Linked DNA regions of Homo sapiens: region 1 is linked to region 2. Evidence: read pairs that join two places in POLR2A ChIA-PET (ENCODE). Cell type or tissue: GM12878. All regions are shown on one strand.

What was found. ChIA-PET counts read pairs that join two places held together with the same protein. Peaks named below come from ENCODE experiments on the same cell type or tissue, not always from the same donor. Only the 100,000 strongest peaks of a DNase experiment are listed, where the experiment ranks them.
Region 1: POLR2A ChIA-PET joins it to region 2 with 7 read pairs; 3 of 35 experiments call an interaction of 5 or more read pairs at or near these places.

Annotation. Positions count from the first base shown.
Region 1 is chr11:63,950,609-63,954,608 of GRCh38, reverse strand. NAA40 (N-alpha-acetyltransferase 40, NatD catalytic subunit) reads right to left here. Exons shown (of 8, transcript NM_024771.4): 4 at 2,276-2,371; 5 at 2,044-2,202; 6 at 1,770-1,853; 7 at 560-637; 8 at 1-271. The coding sequence ends at 130. Among named protein-coding and RNA genes, the nearest start is that of NAA40, 14 kb to the right of the region's middle. In GM12878, no CTCF peak of the experiment used is centred here; a DNase peak (open chromatin) is centred at 2,448; H3K4me3 peaks cover 1,181 bases; H3K27ac peaks cover 2,282 bases.
Region 2 is chr11:63,659,056-63,663,055 of GRCh38, reverse strand. It overlaps ATL3 (atlastin GTPase 3), which reads left to right. Exons shown (of 13, transcript NM_015459.5): 2 at 3,804-4,000. Among named protein-coding and RNA genes, the nearest start is that of ATL3, 10 kb to the left of the region's middle. In GM12878, no CTCF peak of the experiment used is centred here; no DNase peak of the experiment used is centred here; H3K27ac peaks cover 337 bases.

The sequences.
Region 1 (4,000 bases), 290 kb before region 2:
TCAGGGCGCAGCCTGGCACGTGCAGGGCTGGGGAGGCCACAGCTCTGAGGACACCCGGTGAACAGTGAGACCAGGAAAGAGGAAAGGCCTTAGGAGAGAGCATTGTGACTTGAAAGTGGCTCTGAGAGTTCAGTGGCAGCAGCCACCACAGTGCCCACCCGCGTGGGAGTGATGGCTGTCCCCAAACTTGGTCCTCCGGCTCAGGATCTCATAGGAGCAATCCTCCCCACAGCAACCGGACATGCTGGGGGAAGAGTCATCAATTTCAAATCTGCAAGGCAGGCAGGAGAAAAGGGTTGGTGGCAGGCAGCTGAGTGCCTTCCTCCCTGGCCCGAGAACTCTTCTACCAGCCACACTGATGAGACCCTTAGGATGAGGGTGCAGGAGGTGGACAGTGGACCAAATCAGAGAGCACTGCCATACCATCTCCCTGAACCTGAACCCCCATGGACCACTGGACCATGAGCTCAGGCATCAGAATGAGTGAGGGCCAGGACCAGAAAAATGGCCCTGGGCAGGCCCACCTACCACCCAGAAGGGCCCACACCCAGCTCCTTACTGCAACGCTTCTCTGAAGAACTGGTAGGCACCATGATTGTGTTTAAATACTGTTAACATAACCTTCTTCATCTGTGTGCTGGAAGAAAGCAGAGCAAACGCCTTTTAGAAAGAGAAACATGGCCAGGCATGGTGGCATGCACCTGTAATCCCAGCACTTTGAGGGGCAAAGGTGGGAGGATCATTTGAGCCCAGGAGTTAGAGACCAGCCTGGAAAACATAGTGGGACCCCATTTCTACAAAACATTTAAAAATTTAAAAAAATCAGCCCAGTATAGTGGCATGTGCCTTTAGTCCCAGCTACTCCAGAGGCTGAGGCTAGAGGATCACTTGAGCCTGGGAGGTAGAGGCTGCAGTGAGATACGATCACACCACTGCACTCCAGCCTGGGTGACAGGGTGAGACCCTGTCTCAAAAAAGAAAAGACACAGAGACTAAGGTCATGCTTCCTTTCCTTTCTGCCTTTGTCTGTTACCTCCCTTTCACCCACACGAGTGTTCCTGAATTTGGCCTCTAGCCTCTGGAGGTCTTGGACCCCCACACAGCACTCACTGCTTCCCCCATCACAGGCTGATCAGACTGCACAGGCATCGGCCCTGACCAGACTGGCTTCTTCCAGAGCAAGGATGTTTCCCACTTCCTCTCTGTAGCACCATTACTTCGGTACAGAAGGTGGCAGAGATTAGAAACTCAAAAGATGCTCACTGGCCAGGTGTGGTGGCTCATGCCTGTAATCCCAGCACTTTGGGAGGCTGAGGTAGGTAGATCACCTGAGGTCAGGAGTTCGAGACCAGCCTTAACATGGAGAAACCCCGTCTCTACTAAAAATACAAAAATTAGCCAGGCATGGCAGTGCGCGCCTGTAATCCCAGCCACTTGGGAGGCTGAGCAGAAGAATTGCTTAAACCCGGTACGTGGAGGCTGCAGTGAGCCAAGATGGCACCATTGCACTCCAGCCCGGGCAACAAGAGTGAAACTCTGTCTCAAAAAAAAAAAAAAAAAAAAGATGTTCACTGCACTGAGCTAAACAAACAAAATCTGGAGTCATAATAAGGCAGGGAGCATCTTACTGAGAGGGTTCTAAGACACCTTTCTCCCAAAACATGCCTATGAGCCTCCTCCTCCAACAAGGCTCAAAGAATGGCAAGTGCCTCAGTGACAGCTCCTTCCAACTGAGTGCTATATGGGCCTCCTAAGAAGGGAGGCCTTACCTGTTGGCCATGAGCTGCAGGATCTGTATGAGGAACTTCCCCAGGCCTTTCCGCCGCACCTTGCTTTCCAACTGCACTTCATAGCTAGGTGAAGAAAGCAGAGAGGTGAGCGTGCAGGATGGGACATGAAGAGGCTGTAAGGTCTGGCAGAGGAGCTTGCAGTCCTTGGCAGCTCATAGACCTAGGTAGGTCCAGGGGCTTTGTCACCTGGCTGGAGTGCCTGGAACATCGCCAGGGTCTCTCTCCCCTACCTCCCCCAAGCCATGGCTCCTACCAGTACAGGACTTCATCCCCACACTCCACGTCAAACCGGAAGTGAGAAAAGGCAACAGGGACGGAGCTGTTTTCCCACGCGATGAGGTACCAGGCTCGGTCATCTGTCATTTCCTCCCGTTTCTCTCGGTCCTTCCAGCCCCACTCGCTCTGCTCATACCTGGGGAATTTGGGAGCAGTCAGACGGGAAAGCTGCGAGAGGAACTAGGCTCCCCTGGTTGGGACAAGCTTACATGGTTTGCATATTCGTTTTGGTCAGGTCGAAGGCCCAATCCACGGTGGCTGGCTCCAGTCCAGACACTCGCTTACATTCAATGGAGACATTCAACCTGAGAAGAGGACAGGACGTGTACGGAATTGGTTACAGCACTCCTGCCAGGGCACTGCTGTTCCTCCCTCAGAATCACAGGGAGGAAGGCCCAGTCTCAGTTACTGCACAGAGAAAAGCCAACCCTGTATCTGCCCCAGCATGACTAGAGAAGGTGCAGGAACAAAGTCTTTCAGGCTGAGATTAACAACTGTGGCCACACGGCCCACCCCCCAACCACAAGGCCCGTTTCCTGCCTCCCCAAGCTGTCCTAATCCGCCTCGGCACTTTGTAAACTTCTTGTCCCTCTCTGCTCTCTCTTTATTCTTTTTCTACCTTTTCTGTCTCTTCTGTACTTTGTTATAAACACTCATGTCTTCTGTTATTTAGTTCCTGCCCTTAGGCATTTTTCCTGTTGCTGTAATTTCTGAGCTGACTCCTCACTAGGCTCCCATGGGACCCCATTCCTCTTATCTACCAATTGCGCCTTCAAAACCACTGGGTGACCCTAGGTCCTTCGAGAAGACTACGGCTCAACACGCCCCACCCCGCCCCAGGAGTCCTGCCTGCCTCATCTGAGCAGGGGGGATACTCTCAGCTGATCAAACAGATTGAGGCAGGAATGGTGGCTCACACCTGTAATCCCAGCACTTTGGGATGCCAAGGCATATGGATCACCTGAGGTCAGGAGTTCGAGACTAGCCTGACCAACATGGTGAAATCCCGTCTGTACTAAAACTACAAAAAAATTAGCTGGGCATGGTGGTGGGTGCCTGTAATCCCAGCTACTCGGGAGGCTGAGGCAGGAGAATCGCTTGAACCTGGGAGGCGGAGGTTGCAGTGAGCCAAGATCGTGCCATTGCACTACAGCCTGGGCAGTGAGAGCGAAACTCTGTCTCCAAACAAACAAAAAAAAACCGGGTGAAGCAGGCTTCAGCCCAACACTGTTTTTCTAAACCCACAAATGCCTAAGTGTTAAGGTATCTGTTTCTAAATGAAATTTAAGTAAAAAACAGTTAAACTCCTTGACTGATCTGTGAAATCACATTCCCTAGAGAGCACTACATTCTGAAAGGACTAGAGTCAGCAAACTCTAAGCCTTTAAAGAGCTCCCGTATCAATACCTTTCAGTGACCTTTGACACAACCCCCAGAGGATGTACGCACTGGAATCCCATCACCTCTACTGACTGGCACACCACACTCAGCCTTATGAATTCAGAACTCCCTGCCCCTGAAGCATCTTCCTTTCTTTATCACCCACTTAGCCATCACAGCTGCCCAAACACAGCACTGCACCTATCTTAACTATAAAATGTCCAAAGCCCACCTGCAGGTACGAATTCTCCATTAAAGTACATGAAAGTAAGATCACAACCACAGGAACCACACAAAATTCAAGGCACCAGAGGAGCCCAGACTTGGCTGGCAATGCCTGTTTTGGAGCTATTCCACATTTCTGGAAGTCAATGGGAATACGGAATATGAAAACACTATGAGGCCGGGCACAGTGGCTCACGCCTGTAATCCCAGCACTTTGGGAGGCCGAGGCGGGCGGATCATGAGGTCAGGAGTTCGAGACTAGCCTGGCCAACATAGTGAAACCCCATCTTTAATAAAAATACAAAAAATTAGCCGGGCGTGGTGGGGGG
Region 2 (4,000 bases):
TTGAAGGGGAGAGAGTCTTGCAGTCAAACTGTTTTGTCTGCTTTGCCTGCCATGATCGTGTAGCCTTCAGTGCTGGTTAGACAAAGTCATTTTGGAACCATCTTTGTGATTTTGGCCATGTCTGCCTGTCAGTACTAAGCTTTACTTACTATGTCTCCTTAAGTCTACTTTAAATGGACTTCTTGGCTGGGTACTGTGTCGCTGTGATTTTGGCCATGTCTGCCTGTCAGTACTAAGCTTTACTTAATATGTCTCCTTAAGTCGACTTTAAATTGACTTCTTGGCTGGGTACGGTGTCGCTGTAATCCCAACACTTTGGGAGGTTGAGACGAGTGGATCATTTGAGCTCAGGAGTTCAAGACGGGCCTGGGCAACATGGTGAAACACTGTCTCTCCAAAAATACAAAAATTAGCTGGGTGTGGTGATGAATGCCTGTAGTCCCAGCTACTTGGGAGGCTGAGGTGGGAGGATGACTTGGGCCGGAGAGGCAGAGGTTGCAGTGAGGCAAGATTGTGCCATTGCACTCCAGCCTGAGTTATAGAGCCAGACCTTGTCTTAAATAAATAAACAGACTTCTTAAACTTAGCATCCTTCTAAAGAATAATTTATCAAAATACAGATTTGTTGTTTTAAAGTATACATTAACATGCATAATTATTAAAATTACTATGTCCTTTTAACTACCTAAAAACATCTTTAATACCAGTGACACATACTCTTAGGGAAATAGTTCTTTATTCATTCCTTACGCCCCACTGGTAGTTTTTTGTGAACTTCCCATAAGTCCACAGCTACTAAGTGGCTCTGAATTTCTTTCTTTCTTTCTTTTTTTTTTTTTTTTTGAGATAGAGTCTTGCTCTGAAATCTAGGCTGGAGTGCAGTGGCACGGTCTTGGCTCACTGCAGCCTCCACCGTGCAGGTTCAAGTAATTCTCCTGCCTCAGCCTCTGGAGTAGCTGGGATTACAGGCACCCACCACCACGCCCGGCTAATTTTTGTATTTTTAGTAGAGATGGAGTTTCACCATGTTGGACCAGGGTGGTCTCGAACTCCTGACCTCAGGTGACACGCCTGCCTTGGCCCCCAAAGTGCTGGGATTACAGGTGTGAGCCACCATGTCTAGCCTGAATGAATTTCCTTCTTGCTTTCTTTTCACTTTTTTTTTTTGAGACGGAGTGTCACTCTTTTGCCCAGGCTGGAGTGCAGTGGTGCAATCTCAGCTCACCACAACCTCCACCTACTGGGTTCAAGCGATTCTCCTGCCTCAGCCTCCTAAGTAGCTGGGATTACAAGCACGTGCCACCACACCGGGCTAATTTTGTATTTTTAGTAGAGATGGGGTTTCTCCATGTTGGTCAGGCTGGTCTGGAACTCACAACCTCAGGTGATCTGCCCGCCTCGGCCTCCCAAAGTGCTGGGATTGCGCAGGTGAGCCAGCACGCCCGGCCCCTTGCCTTCTCTTCTCTTCTCTTCTCTTTAAGACAGTCTCTCGCTATATTGGCCAAGTTGGTCTTGAACTCCTGGCCTCAAGCAATCCTGCCATCTCAGCTTCTCTAAGTGCTAGGATTACAGGCGTGGATGCTGTGCCTGGCCTGAATTTCAAATTAATTAGTTATCTTTGTGCTTTGGTAGGGAAACTCTGGTAAGGAAAGTATAATATAGTTAGTGCTTAATTTTGAACTATAGAATTAATAGCTTCTAAAACTTTTTGAGTTATTACTAGTGATATGCAAAATACAACCACCTAAAGATCTTTTTGAGCTTATATCTAGGACCTGTTGGGCAATATGCTGAACCTTCATAAGCCTTCATTTCCTTCTTTTTTTTTTTTTTTGAGACCAAGTCTCACTCTGCCACCCAGGCTGGAGTGCAGTGGCGCGATCACGGCTCACTGCAGCTTCTGCCTCCCGGTTCAAGCAATTCTTCTCCCTCAGCCTCTTCAGTAGCTGGGACCACAGGCGTGCGACACCACGCATGGCTAATTTTTTTTTTTTTCTGTATTTTTATAGAGACGGGGCTTTACCATGTTGGCCAGGCTGGTTTTGAACTCCTGACCTCAAGTGATCAGCTTGCCTTGGCCTCCCAAAGTGCTGAGATTGTAAATGTGAGCCACTGAGCCTGGCCATTTCCTTCTTCTTAAAATGGAGCAGTATTATTTACATCAAAGAGTTGTTCTGAGGATTAAATAATATATATATATGTGTATATATATATCTAAATAAAGCTTAGCAGTGGCAAACACTATTATTGATAGACATTGTTTTATTTCCACTTTTGGACTGTTTTGAGTAAAGCTGATAATGAACTTTCTGTTTTTGAGATAGAGTCTTGCAATATTGTCCAGGTTGGTCTTGAACTCCTGGGCCCAAGTAATCCTCCTGCCTCAGCTCTCCAAGTAGCTGGGACTATATGTGCGAGCCACCATGCCCAGCTCAACATTCTTGTATATATGTTTTTTGGTGGACATAGGCATTCATTTCTCTTAGGTGTATACCTAGGAGTAGAATTGCTGGATCACAGATATATTTAATTTTTGTAGATACAGCCAAACAGTTTTTTGAAGTGGCTTTAGTATTTTGTGCTCCTATCAGAATGTGTGAGAATTGCGGTTGCTTCATACCCTGTCCCACAGTTGATATTGTCAGTCTTTAAATTTTAGCCATTCTGATGGGCAGGTAGTGGTATCTTATTGTGGTTTTAATTTAGATTTCCCTGTTAAGTAATGATATGGAAGTACCTTTTAATAGGATTTGTATATCTTTTTCTTACAAAGTGCCTGTTATTTTTTTCTTATGGATTGCTATGTTGATGCTGGATGTGGGTCCTTTGGAAACAGATATTGTGAATACTCTTCCCTAGCCCATGGCTTGCATTTTTACTTATTGAAGTCTTTAAGTGAACAAAGTTTTTAATTTTAATGAAGTCTGTGTTGTCATTTTATTTTCTTTTATGGATAGTACTTTTTTTCTTTGAGACAGGGTCTTTTTTTTTTTAACAACATTTTATTTTATTTATTTTTTATTATTATTATACTTTAAGTTTTAGGGTACATGTGCACAATGTGCAGGTTAGTTACATATGTATACATGTTCCATGCTGGTGTGCTGCACCCATTAACTTGAGACAGGGTCTTATCTGTCACCCAGGTGGGAGTGCAATGGCATGATCTCGGCTCACTGCAACCTCTGCCTCCCAGTTTCAAGTTATTCTCGTGCCTCAGCCTCCCGAGTAGCTAGGACTTACAGGTGCGTGCCACCACACCCAGCTAATTTTTGTATTTGTTGGTAGAGATGGGGTTTCGTCATGTTGGCCAGGCTGGTCTTGAACTCCTGACCTCAAGTGATCCACCCACCTCGGCTTCCCAAAGTGCTGGGATTACAGGGGCGAACCACTGTGCCCTGCCCTTTTATGGTTAGTATTTTTGTGTCCGTTTTTTGTTTTGTTTAGTTTTGTCACCCAGGTTGGAGTACAGTGGTGTGGTCATAGCTCACTGTAACCTCAAACCCCTGGGCTCAAGCAGTCTTCCTGCCTCAGCCTCCCAAGTAGCTAGGACTACAGGTATACACCACTACATATGGCTAATTTTTTAAATTTCATAGCGCTGGGTTTCACCGTTTCCCAGGCTAGTCTGAAACTCCTGGCCTCAAGTAATCTTTCTGCTTTGGTTTCCCAAAGTGCTGTGATTATAGGCATGAGCCATTGAGCCTGGCCCTGTCCCCTGTTTAAGAAGTTTTTGTTTTCCCTATATTCAAAAACATATTTTAAATATTTGACACTGATTTTTTTTCTCTGCATGAACATAGATGATGCCATGGAGAGCAGCAAGCCTGGTCCAGTGCAGGTTGTTTTGGTTCAGAAAGATCAACATTCCTTTGAGCTAGATGAGAAAGCCTTGGCCAGCATCCTCTTGCAGGACCACATCCGAGATCTTGATGTGGTGGTGGTTTCAGTGGCTGGTGCCTTCCGAAAGGGCAAGTCCTTCATTCTGGATTTTATGCTA